Regions from separate parts of the Homo sapiens genome. Here region 1 is linked to region 2. The links are chromatin loops, found by intact Hi-C in ENCODE. Cell type or tissue: heart right ventricle. All regions are shown on one strand.

What was found. Peaks named below come from ENCODE experiments on the same cell type or tissue, not always from the same donor. Only the 100,000 strongest peaks of a DNase experiment are listed, where the experiment ranks them.
Region 1: it touches region 2 in a loop (9-fold over the local background); 68 of 110 quality-filtered maps call a loop at or near these places.

What each region holds. Positions count from the first base shown.
Region 1 is chr4:84,496,747-84,501,746 of GRCh38, forward strand. It overlaps NKX6-1 (NK6 homeobox 1), which reads right to left and starts at 2,546. Exons shown (of 3, transcript NM_006168.3): 1 at 813-2,546. The coding sequence starts at 1,482. In heart right ventricle, no CTCF peak of the experiment used is centred here; a DNase peak (open chromatin) is centred at 2,765; H3K4me3 peaks cover 2,203 bases; H3K27me3 peaks cover 5,000 bases.
Region 2 is chr4:83,642,390-83,647,389 of GRCh38, forward strand. No RefSeq gene overlaps it. Among named protein-coding and RNA genes, the nearest start is that of GPAT3, 110 kb to the left of the region's middle. In heart right ventricle, a CTCF peak has its summit at 2,486 (motif pointing right); no DNase peak of the experiment used is centred here.

The DNA of each region.
Region 1 (5,000 bases), 850 kb after region 2:
TTCCCCAGGCCGTGTCCCTTCATCTCACTCTTCTCCTGGCTCGCTCTTGTGTTAGGGTGTTGAGCTCCACGATGTCCCCAAATGTGCCCGGACGCAGCGTGTGCCAGCCCCCAGAGTGGAGGCAGGTGGGAAAGCGCGGGCCCAGCGCTGGTGAGCGGCTGGAAGCGCTCGCCCTGCCCTGGGGACGCTGGACTGTCTTCAATGGGCTCACCCAGGCCGAGTGTACTCGGGCGGCGAGGGCGAAGAGGTGAGGTGGGGACACCCCAGGCGGAGACGTGCATGCAAATACACTCACTTCCCGGGCGGTGGAGGGCTCACCGCTGCCGGGCCTCACTGCTTCGAAGAGAGGCAGCGGGTTAGGCTGGCGAAGGCGGAATGGGGCGCTGGACGACAGGGAGGAGCCGGGAAAGCAGAGATGCAGTGGCCTCTCCTCCCCTCTCCTCCCCATCTTTCTAATCCAGGCCAGGCCTGCGGTCCTGGCCAGGCCGTTTCAGGAACAGCCAGGGCCTCGGACGAGACACACGTCCCTCACCGCGTTGTGGTCCACACGAACACACACACACCGGCTCAGCCCAGGCGTACTCAAGACTTAGAGAGAGGGAGGCGCTTGGATACAGCCACGCGAGCTCAGAAAAGCGAGAATCCCTTTCTGGAAGCCCTGGCCCAACCTAACTGGTGTGATTCCGGCGCTGTCAAACTACTGGGGCGGGCCACAGGATGGACTGAGCGGCATGCACACCAGGGGCCGCGACCCGGGAGTGGGCAGAACAGGCACGGCAGGCAGGCATCGGGGCGCGGGTGGTAGTACTCACGAGGGGTACAGGCCAGGCGTGCGTCCCTCCAGGGCGGGCTCTGCATCACTCCGGGCCAGAAGATGGGCGTCCGGCCAGGCAGCTCAGCCAGCGGCTTGGGGTACCGGCCCACGGCGGCCACGGCCGCGGCGCTGGGGCTGAAGTAGAGCCCGGGCGGCGGCGGCGGCGGGCTCAGGCTGCTAAAGCGTGGCAGTCCGGCCAGCAGCCCCGCCGGGGATGAGGCGGCGGCTGCGGCCGCGGCAGCAGCCGCGGCGGCGGCAGAGGCGGAGGAGGCAGAGGCGGACGAGGAAGAGGAGGAGGAGGAACCGGAGGGCGAGGCGGAGGGCAGGGCGGCCCCCGAGGCCACGGGCATGGAGGGCCGGCTCAGGATATCGTTGATGCCGTGTGGGGTGGCGGCCGAGAGCTGCTGCGGGGGGCTGCCGAGGGATGAGAGCCCCCCCGTGGCCGGGGGCTTCAGGCCGCCTGGGTTGTGGGTGCCCAGAGGCGGGGAGGGCGACGAGGAGGACGACGACGAGGACGAGGAGGAGGGGGGGCCGGCAGGCAGCGGGGGATACGCGGCAGGGTACAGCGGGGTCTTCATCTCGGCCATGCTGTGCAGGGCGGCCAGGGGAGGGCTGCTGAGCAGGAATGCGCTCTGCCGGGTGCCCTCCATTGCCCCCACCGCTAACATCCCACGGCCACGCCGGAGACCGTAGCCTTGCAGCGAGGGCGCTGGCTGGTGCCCCCCGCGGGGCTCAGAGGAGCCGGAAGCGCCGAGGGCGCGAGCGGAGAGGCACTCGGCGCGCCCGGAGGCGAGCTGCCAACTGAACCAAAAATGCCGCTGCCGGGAGTTGCTCGCCTAGCTGCGCAGCAGAGATGTCCAAACCCTCCACGCGGGAGGCGGCAGCTCGCCGAGAAAAGCAGGCGTCCCGGCGGGCTAGGCAGTCCTTTCGTTCCGCGAGTCCTAGATTCGATCCCTGGCTATTCTCTCTTCCTCACTTTTCCTAGCTGTTCAAAGTGCGCTACTTCTCATCTTCTGCCCCCGGGAAATAAGCAAAACAAAACCCAGGCTGGCTCCGGAGAGTTTGTAGCAAAGTTAGTTGCCGAATCTCCACTTTGAAGTTGGAGGGTGGGGGTGGCTTGCTTTCTTTGGGGAGGTTCAAAGGACGCCTTGTGCAGCCCGTGGCGCTCCTCTGATCTTACTGGGATGCTCTGCTCTTTCGGTCGCGCGGCTGATTCGCATTCGACGCTCACTGTGCCCGGGGAGAAAGCGCATCCAGCCCGCGGGAGATCTAGCCTCTGTGCGGGCTTCCTCCGCCCACGCTGCCCCGGGCTGCTGCGCCAGAAAGGGCAGTGCCACGGATCCCCGCGGCTCCCAGGTCCTCACCTCCACCCGCCTTGCCCTCTGGCCCACGGGGCACTGGAGTTGCAATATTGAAAAGAAAAAGGGGGAGGAAAAACACAGAAAAACAAAAGACTAAGTGTGAAAAGTCTGACGGCTGGGTTTCGGCGCCGCTCGTCAGTCCACTTCTGCAAACGGGCCCGGCGACCCCCGCCCCACCCCCGCTCCCTCTCTCCCTCTCACTCTCAGCCTTTGACTCTCCTCTCTGGCATTTTCTTCGCGGCTTCCCAGGCTTCGGTCTTCTAAGTCCTGTCCTCTGGCCAAACTGACCCTCTCCGCGGCTCCTCCGCTCTTTCTCTCCTTTCCTCTCTCCCTCCGGGCCTGACAGTTCAGATGAAGCTCTCAAAGGTAATAAAACATTTGCATCACTCCCTACCCCTCTTTAGCTGGGGGACGAAAGGGAGGGGGAAGTGGGGGACCAAAATGAGAACTTTGAGGGACGTCACTCCGAGGCTGCGGGGGCCGGCGAGCCGGGCGCAGGCCGGGGGCGTAACCACCGTGTCCAATAGCTCGCCGCCTCGATCCTTGCGTCGCCCCTGGGGCTCGCCCACTCGGGGGCGCCGCACCCTCTGATTGGCTGAGGCGGGCCAGGCGTAGGGCCGCGCCCGCCTAGTCCCCTCCCGCTCCCTACTTCTTTCTCCTGTGGGCGGGGCCAGGAGGGGCGGGAGCTGGTGAGTGGTGCGGTTCCGCGCTGGGGCCAGTGGCCGCCTCAATTAATTGTGCTAAATAAAATGAGAAAGGGGAGGGGGAAGCAGAGACGAAGAGGGTATTACTTTTTAAAGAGAGGAATAATGAAAACTCAGCCCTTTTATGGAAAAGCAGTTCATATTCTTCCCTTGCTTCCCCACTAGCCCGCTCGCGTCATCCTATCCCCTTCCCCCACCAGCTCTGGAGGGCGCCTCACCTCGAACCAAGTCTGGTCCCTTGTAAAATGGAGCTAATGGAGCAGGCAGCCGGCGCAGCCCTGGCCTGGCTCCTTCTTTTGAAGGGATTAATTAAAGGCCATCTGGGCTCTCCCAGAATTGTGTAAATTAATTTGTTGCTCCTTAAGCCTTATAGATGTCCTTAATCCCCTTGTAGGCCAAAGGATCGTCCTCTTCCATCTTTCCACCTCCTGCTTTCCTTTTCTGTTCTTTCTCCTCCACTTTATTTTTTTTTTCATTCCCGAGTTCCCCCCCGCCCGTCGCTTCCCACCGCGTTCATTATCATTTATGGGTTACTCAATTCGCTGAAAACTGAATCCGTTTAATAGGAATATTTATCTGTCAGATGATGTTTATACCTGAGAACAGTGAGGGAGTTTTTTCCCTTAACTTTTCTCCCTTTGATTATTGTTGTTATTTCCTTTGGGTTTACATGGGGGTAGAATCATCAAAATTCAGGCGGAAACTTTAGATACAGAAGCATCTAGGTACACCCTGGGAACTGTAAGCTTTTGAAAACCCTCTCCAAAACTCTGGCGCCTACTCCCAATTCTAGAGTTGCTACGGGAGATGGAGATGTACCAGCTCCTGGACAGTGGTGGTGGGATGTCTATCTAGAGTTTAGGAGTTGAAGGGTGGCTTCCTTTACTCTCTAAATCTCTTCCATCTCTGGCTGATCTTTACGTTCCCGACAGGGTTGAACTGCGGGCTGGAGAAGGAAAACCCTTTGACAATTTTGAGAATTCAGCATGTTAAAGTAACACACCATTGGAAGGTGGTCGCTACAGCAAATTTGGATGAGATCATTAATTACAATTTTAATGAGCAGAAAACAGAAATAAACGCAATAAATGGCTCAAGAATAAAATTTGATCAGCACCACCGACGGATGGAGTTTAGCTATTGGTGTCAAAGCGCTCATTTGGGTCCAAGCACGAAAAGCCAGGAGGGCGTACTCCGCTTCGATAACCTTCGTTTACTAAGCACTAGTTTTTAAGGGTCAGCTTGAGTTTGAGTCTGAAACTGGGGGAAGGAAGGGTTATATTTGCCAGTTTTATTTCCTTCTAAGATAGAAGCAATGTTATTTGGTCCTCCTCTTCCTTTATCTTTCTTCATTAACTTCAAGACTGGTTTAAATCTATTATTTCATGGACTTTAGAATCTGACCTGGGGTAAGGTGAAGTCCTTCGTCAGCATGAATAGTGCTAAGGAGTCAAGCCAAGACTTGCTTCAGAAGAGAGCTGATGTGCGGACCTTCTGCATTTCCACGCGGGGATCCAGTGCTTGGGTCTAAACCCCAGCGCCCTGCCACCTCGGCCAGGAAGCTGCGGGAGGATGGTGGCAGGCATAGCCCGTCCTAGCCTTGAAACTGGGGGGCCTATGTCTCTGGCTTCGTTACAAACGAAACGTTTCTCGCCTTCGGACACTCCACCCTGGCGGTGGTACCCAACCTTCAGTCTCCACTCTGCGCCTGGCCCTCCAGCGACCTCCTCACATCCTCCAGGACACTGCATTCTCAAGGACTAGGTAGGAATTGGGAGGAAAAGAGGCCAGTCATCCCCAAAGATTCCAATGTTAAAGAGTGATCCCCTTTTTATCTCATGTAAATATTATGACTCGGAAGAGAGTTGAATATTTCCCTATTGAGAATGTTAGTATCTACTATTGGAGGCGGGGTTGCCAAAGAGAGACACGGGGGTGGGGGAGAGATTGAGACTGAGATTCAACTCAATCCAACTCAGGGTGAACTGTCTTGAGTAAATAGTTGCAACGCTTGGTGTAAGGATGTCTCCATCGTTCACTTTTACGTATCATTTGCATTGCCAAATTAAAATGGCAGCATTGTTCTTAATTATGACAATAAAAAATTCCGGATCCGTGTAC
Region 2 (5,000 bases):
ATGGTGGTATGAGGGAATCACTGGACTAGCAAAACTCTCTTAAAGTTTTGACATGGGATGGAGTGTGTGGTGGTGGGGACCCTTTTTCCCACTGTTGAGGTTTTATTCTTGTGGAGGGAGCTCCACTAGTCTAGGATTTCTGGATGATGTGTGTTCCTCTTAGGCTCAGACATAGTGTCTTCTCTAGGTCCCTTCCTTGGTGTTTTTATGCCCCTTCCTTGCTCCTTTCTGGAAGATACGTCACTTATCTGACTGGTGAATGTGGAAGGAATAACTGACCAAATGGCTCAGCCTCTTCCCTTTTTCTCTTGGGAGGAGCCTGTCTTCTGGAAGCTTGCATTCCACTCTGATCATCCTTGTCATAAATGCACCAGGCAGGCCCTGTTTTTCAGAGGCTTGCCCAGTCCAGTGGTGCTTGGGATTCAAAAGATAAGCAGTGGCTGGGTGCGGTGGCCCACGCCTGTAATCTAAGCACTTTGGGAAGCTGAGGGAGATGGATTGCTTGAGCTCAGGATTTTGAGACCAGCCTCGGCAACATGGTGAAACTCCATCTCTACGAAAAATACAAAAATTAGCCAGTCTTATAACCAGGTCTCAAAAAAATAAATAAAAATTTAAAAAGACCAGCAGTTTAATTCTTGAGTGCAATGTGATCTACTTGCCTAGAGACGTAGCCTCATTTTTCAATATTAACAATGTGATATCTATTCTCCTAGCTGCCTTATTCTTTGGTCGGATTTCTTAATTGCCTCACAACATTTGTGAGAAAGATGAATGTCATTTACCAAGCCTGTTGAAATCCCAGCAGTCCTGTTAACAATGAATTGTGCACATTCTACTGGGGACTTCCTTCCTTTCCTTTCCTTCCTTTCCTTCCTTTCCTTCCCTTTCCTTCCTTCCTTCCTTCCTTCCTTCCTTCCTTCCTTCCTTCCTTCCTTCTCTCTCTTTTCTTTTCTTTTCTTTTCTTTTCTTCTTCCTTTCTGTCCTGAATCTCGCACTGTCACCTGGGCTGGAGTGCAGTGGCGCAATCTCAGCTCACTGCAACCTCTGCCTCCTGGTTCACGTGATTCTCCTGTCTCATCCTCTTGAGTAGCTGGGATTACAGGCACACACCACCACACCCTGCTAATTTTTGTATTTTTAGTAGAGACAGGGTTCACTGTGTTGGCCAGACTGGTCTCAAACTCCTGACCTCATGATCCGCCCGCCTCGGCCTCCCAAAGTGCTGGGATTACAGGTGTGAGCCACTGTGCCTGGCCAGGGACTTTCTAAGAGCCTGAGTGGAATACACTTCAGAATTATCTATTGAAGGGCAAGGGAGCTAGGGTGTCTATCCACCAACTCCTGTCCCTCACTGGCTGAGGGTTGCTTAATTCCCTGGTACTTTTAGCTTGCCCATTTTGTCGCTAGCAGAAGTCCTCGGCCAGAGAAATGCAGGTGTTTGATGCGGGAAACCAAGAATAAGATGAGAACAATCTACTGAAGCGCCAAGTAACTTTCAGTGTGTCCTGGGGAATGGTTGGGGCACTCACAGTGCCAGCGATAAGGTTCTCTGAATTCCCGTTGGCTATGCTAGTACCCTTGCTCTGTGATTCCACAGATGTTTCCTTAGTCAAATCCAGCATTGGATGGGTTTATTCTGTCACCTCAGCTGTAAGCTCTATGTGGGCAGGGACCAGATGCATGCTATTCACTGTGGTATTCTCAAGCCTAGATGATCAGTAAATATTTGTTAAATGTAGCCGGGTGCAGAGGCTCACGCCTCTAACCCCAGCAATTTGGGAGGCAGAGGCAGGCAAATCACTTGAGGTCAGGAGTTCAAGATCAGCCTGGCCAACATGGTGAAACCCTGTCTCCACAAAAAATACAAAATATATATATATATATTTTAGTCGGGCGTGGTGGCACGTGTCTGTAATCCCATCTACTTGGGAGGCTGAGGCAAGATAATCGCTTGAAGCCAGGAGGCAGAGGTTGCAGTGAGCTGAGATCACACCACTGCACTCCAGCCTGGGCAACAGAGTGAGACTCCATCTCAAAAAAAAAAAAAAATTACTTGTTGAATGAATGCTGTGGTCGGGAATGAATAAATGGTCACAGTGAAAAAATCATATGCAATTATTTTTAAAGCTAGTTTTGGTGTTTTGTAAGAAAGTACATTTGCTATACAAAGAATTGTACTGCTGAAACACAGAGACATGAAGTGCATGGTTTGGACCCACCTGATGTTAAGTTTGAAATAAACTTGCCTTTTACAACTTTATGGTCCTAGAAAAAGGGAGATCACATATTTTCCTTTCTTAGCAAAAATTGTTATCAAGGAATAGTTTCCATGAAGGTAAAACAGAGTAAGAGATTTGTTCTATTTGAAGTATTTTAAATAGGTTCTGTTTGTGAAGTTACTTGTCAAAGTTTCTCAACAGGAGAGAGATGGATTTCAGTGCTGAGGATATGATGATGTAATGTGACAACATTGCCAGTAGGGGGTGCTGTTTCACGTAGCATTAGAAGCTTTATGGCTTTGGATTCTGTAAATAGAGTTCACAACATTATTCTCGAAATGAATTAGATTAGTTTCCGAACGGTTGATAGGATTTTTAACGTCAGACAGGCAATAAAAGAGAAAGCACCAAAATCAGTCACCCCACTCCATAAGCAAAAAAGTCTGAGGGAGATAAAATCTGTAATTCATACAACTGCAGCCAATATGGGGAAGAAATAATAAAAAAGAAAAAAATGGCTAATTCCAAGTTGATTATATGCTCCAGTGTGGCCTGGATAATTCCAGTTTTGAAATACTATTCTGGATGGGCACATATGCTGAGAAAAATTCAGATATAATGGATAGTGGATAGTTTTTGTTATAGAGTCAAGAGTTGCTTGAATAGATAGCTTTAAGATGAACTGGGAAGTGCTGGGCTTAACTTTGTGAATTACCACATATGAAATACAATTATGCTCACAAATTACTATATTTAAAAACAGCTCACAAAGTAATTCTCATACTCCTGCATTTATAACTTGACAAACTGCTGAGCTGTCTTAATATTTCAATTGAATCTAATAAACACTTACTGGGGGTCTACTGTGTACCAGGCAGTCTGCCAAGCACTGGGAATCCACAAATTTTAGTAAGACAGAGCCCTCCCTTTGAGATTAGCCTTTAGCCAGGGGTTTTTAGGCCTTATAGAGACACTGCTTCTTTTCCATCACAGCCAAAGAACTCAGTCCAAGAGCTGTGGTGCAAGGAGAGGAGTGGTTGTTCCCTGCCTCCATGGTCTTCCTGTAGCAAGGTCTCTGCTCCTCTATACGAAGACCTTGTTTAGTCTGGAGGCAACCAAGAAGTAAGAATTGCCAACACACTGGTTATTCCTCTTGCATCACTCCTTTCAATGCAGAGGGAAGAACTACGGTCATTTTAGATGTTTATCAAAATCCAGTTAATAGATTTAAAAAGGATTATCATTCATCATACCTAAATGTCATAATCACTCCCTTTTCCAGGATGCCCGAAGAAGGCTCAAAGACACAGTGAAATGGCCAAAATAATATTCTAGGACTAGCCTAGAATATTCTAGTCTTCTCGCAGGTTCTAAAATGACAGCTCTAGTGCCAGGACACTAACACGACTGCCCCGAGATTTACCCCTTCCTCTCCCTCCAGAAACATTTGAGACGACAAAAGTTTTCCCATGCAGCAGCAGAAAGCTATCCAATTACTTTCTGGGGAGTGAAATCTTTTAGAAGACACGAACATCAAAGATTTTGAAATGGGGTCAAAGAACAAGGGTGTCTTTGGAAACACACAGTCCTGGTCTGGATTCCAACCTAATTTTTCAGCCGTGTGATTTTGGGCAATTTACTAAGCCTTGGCTTTCTCCCTTAAAAACAGGAATTATCATTCCTAGCTCTTAAGATTGTTGCAAAGTTTGAAATAGGATAATCTATGGAAAAGCACCTATAATAATTCCTGGCATGGTGGGCATCCTAGAAAGTGTTAGGATTCTCCCTTCCTTCTTTGGAGGGGATATTGGTCATCAGTTATGTGATCATCAAACCACATGTAAGCATGTTTAGTATCCAAGCCATGTCATCAACACAGACCCATCGTTTCCTCCTGACCTGCTACTAATGCCCCTTATTTTGATAATAATGTCAATACGCTCTTTCATGGTAAAGTCAATGAACAGCTATGATCATGAGGGCTAATTCTGAAAGCATTCATAGGCAAATCCAAAGCAGGAAGAGGCTATTTATATTTTTCCTTAGTTTTCTTATAAGAGGCGTACCTGAAAGCTGGCGTTCTGAAAGAAACTGATTAAATGACGCATCATTTTGATGCATTCCAGAGCCTTCCCCTTGTTTCCTGTGTGATTCTCAGCCTGCCAGCTCAAGTGAAGTGAGGAACAGCTTCTCTTCATATGCCATGCACAATATGGGAGCACAGCAGCTTTTGCTGCTGATGAAAATATTATGGCCTCAGTTCTCTGTAATCAATTTACTGCTTTATGGACCCAAAGTCCTCCAGAGAATTTAATAAATTCACATAATGTTTCTAAGTGCTGCATTGTGCATTTGGAGCGCTGATTTAGCTGACAAATGTGAAAAATTCGTGTAGCTAGACAACTCCCTAGTGATTAGACATGTGTGGAAGCTAAAGAGACCACGTTGCTCCAGAGAAGGTCAGCATTAACATAAAGCCCAGAATCTTCTCTTCACTAGCCTCATGTCCCTTCAGCTCTGATGGATAACACCATCTGACCAAACATTTATTTGGGGGGTAGGGTTTTACTCATTTCCAGTGGGGCTGTACTTTTGATTCTCTAAAAGTCTGCTCTGGTCTAGGCAGAGTGAAGAATGACAAAGTTAAAGGTGATAGTGTAATGTGTGACTAGGGTGGCACCTACGGATTCAGAGGATGAAATGGTCACTAAGTTATGCACGTTTGACCCTGAGGGATGCCAGAGGTTTCTAAGGGAGCATTTTGTGGGACAGCAGCAC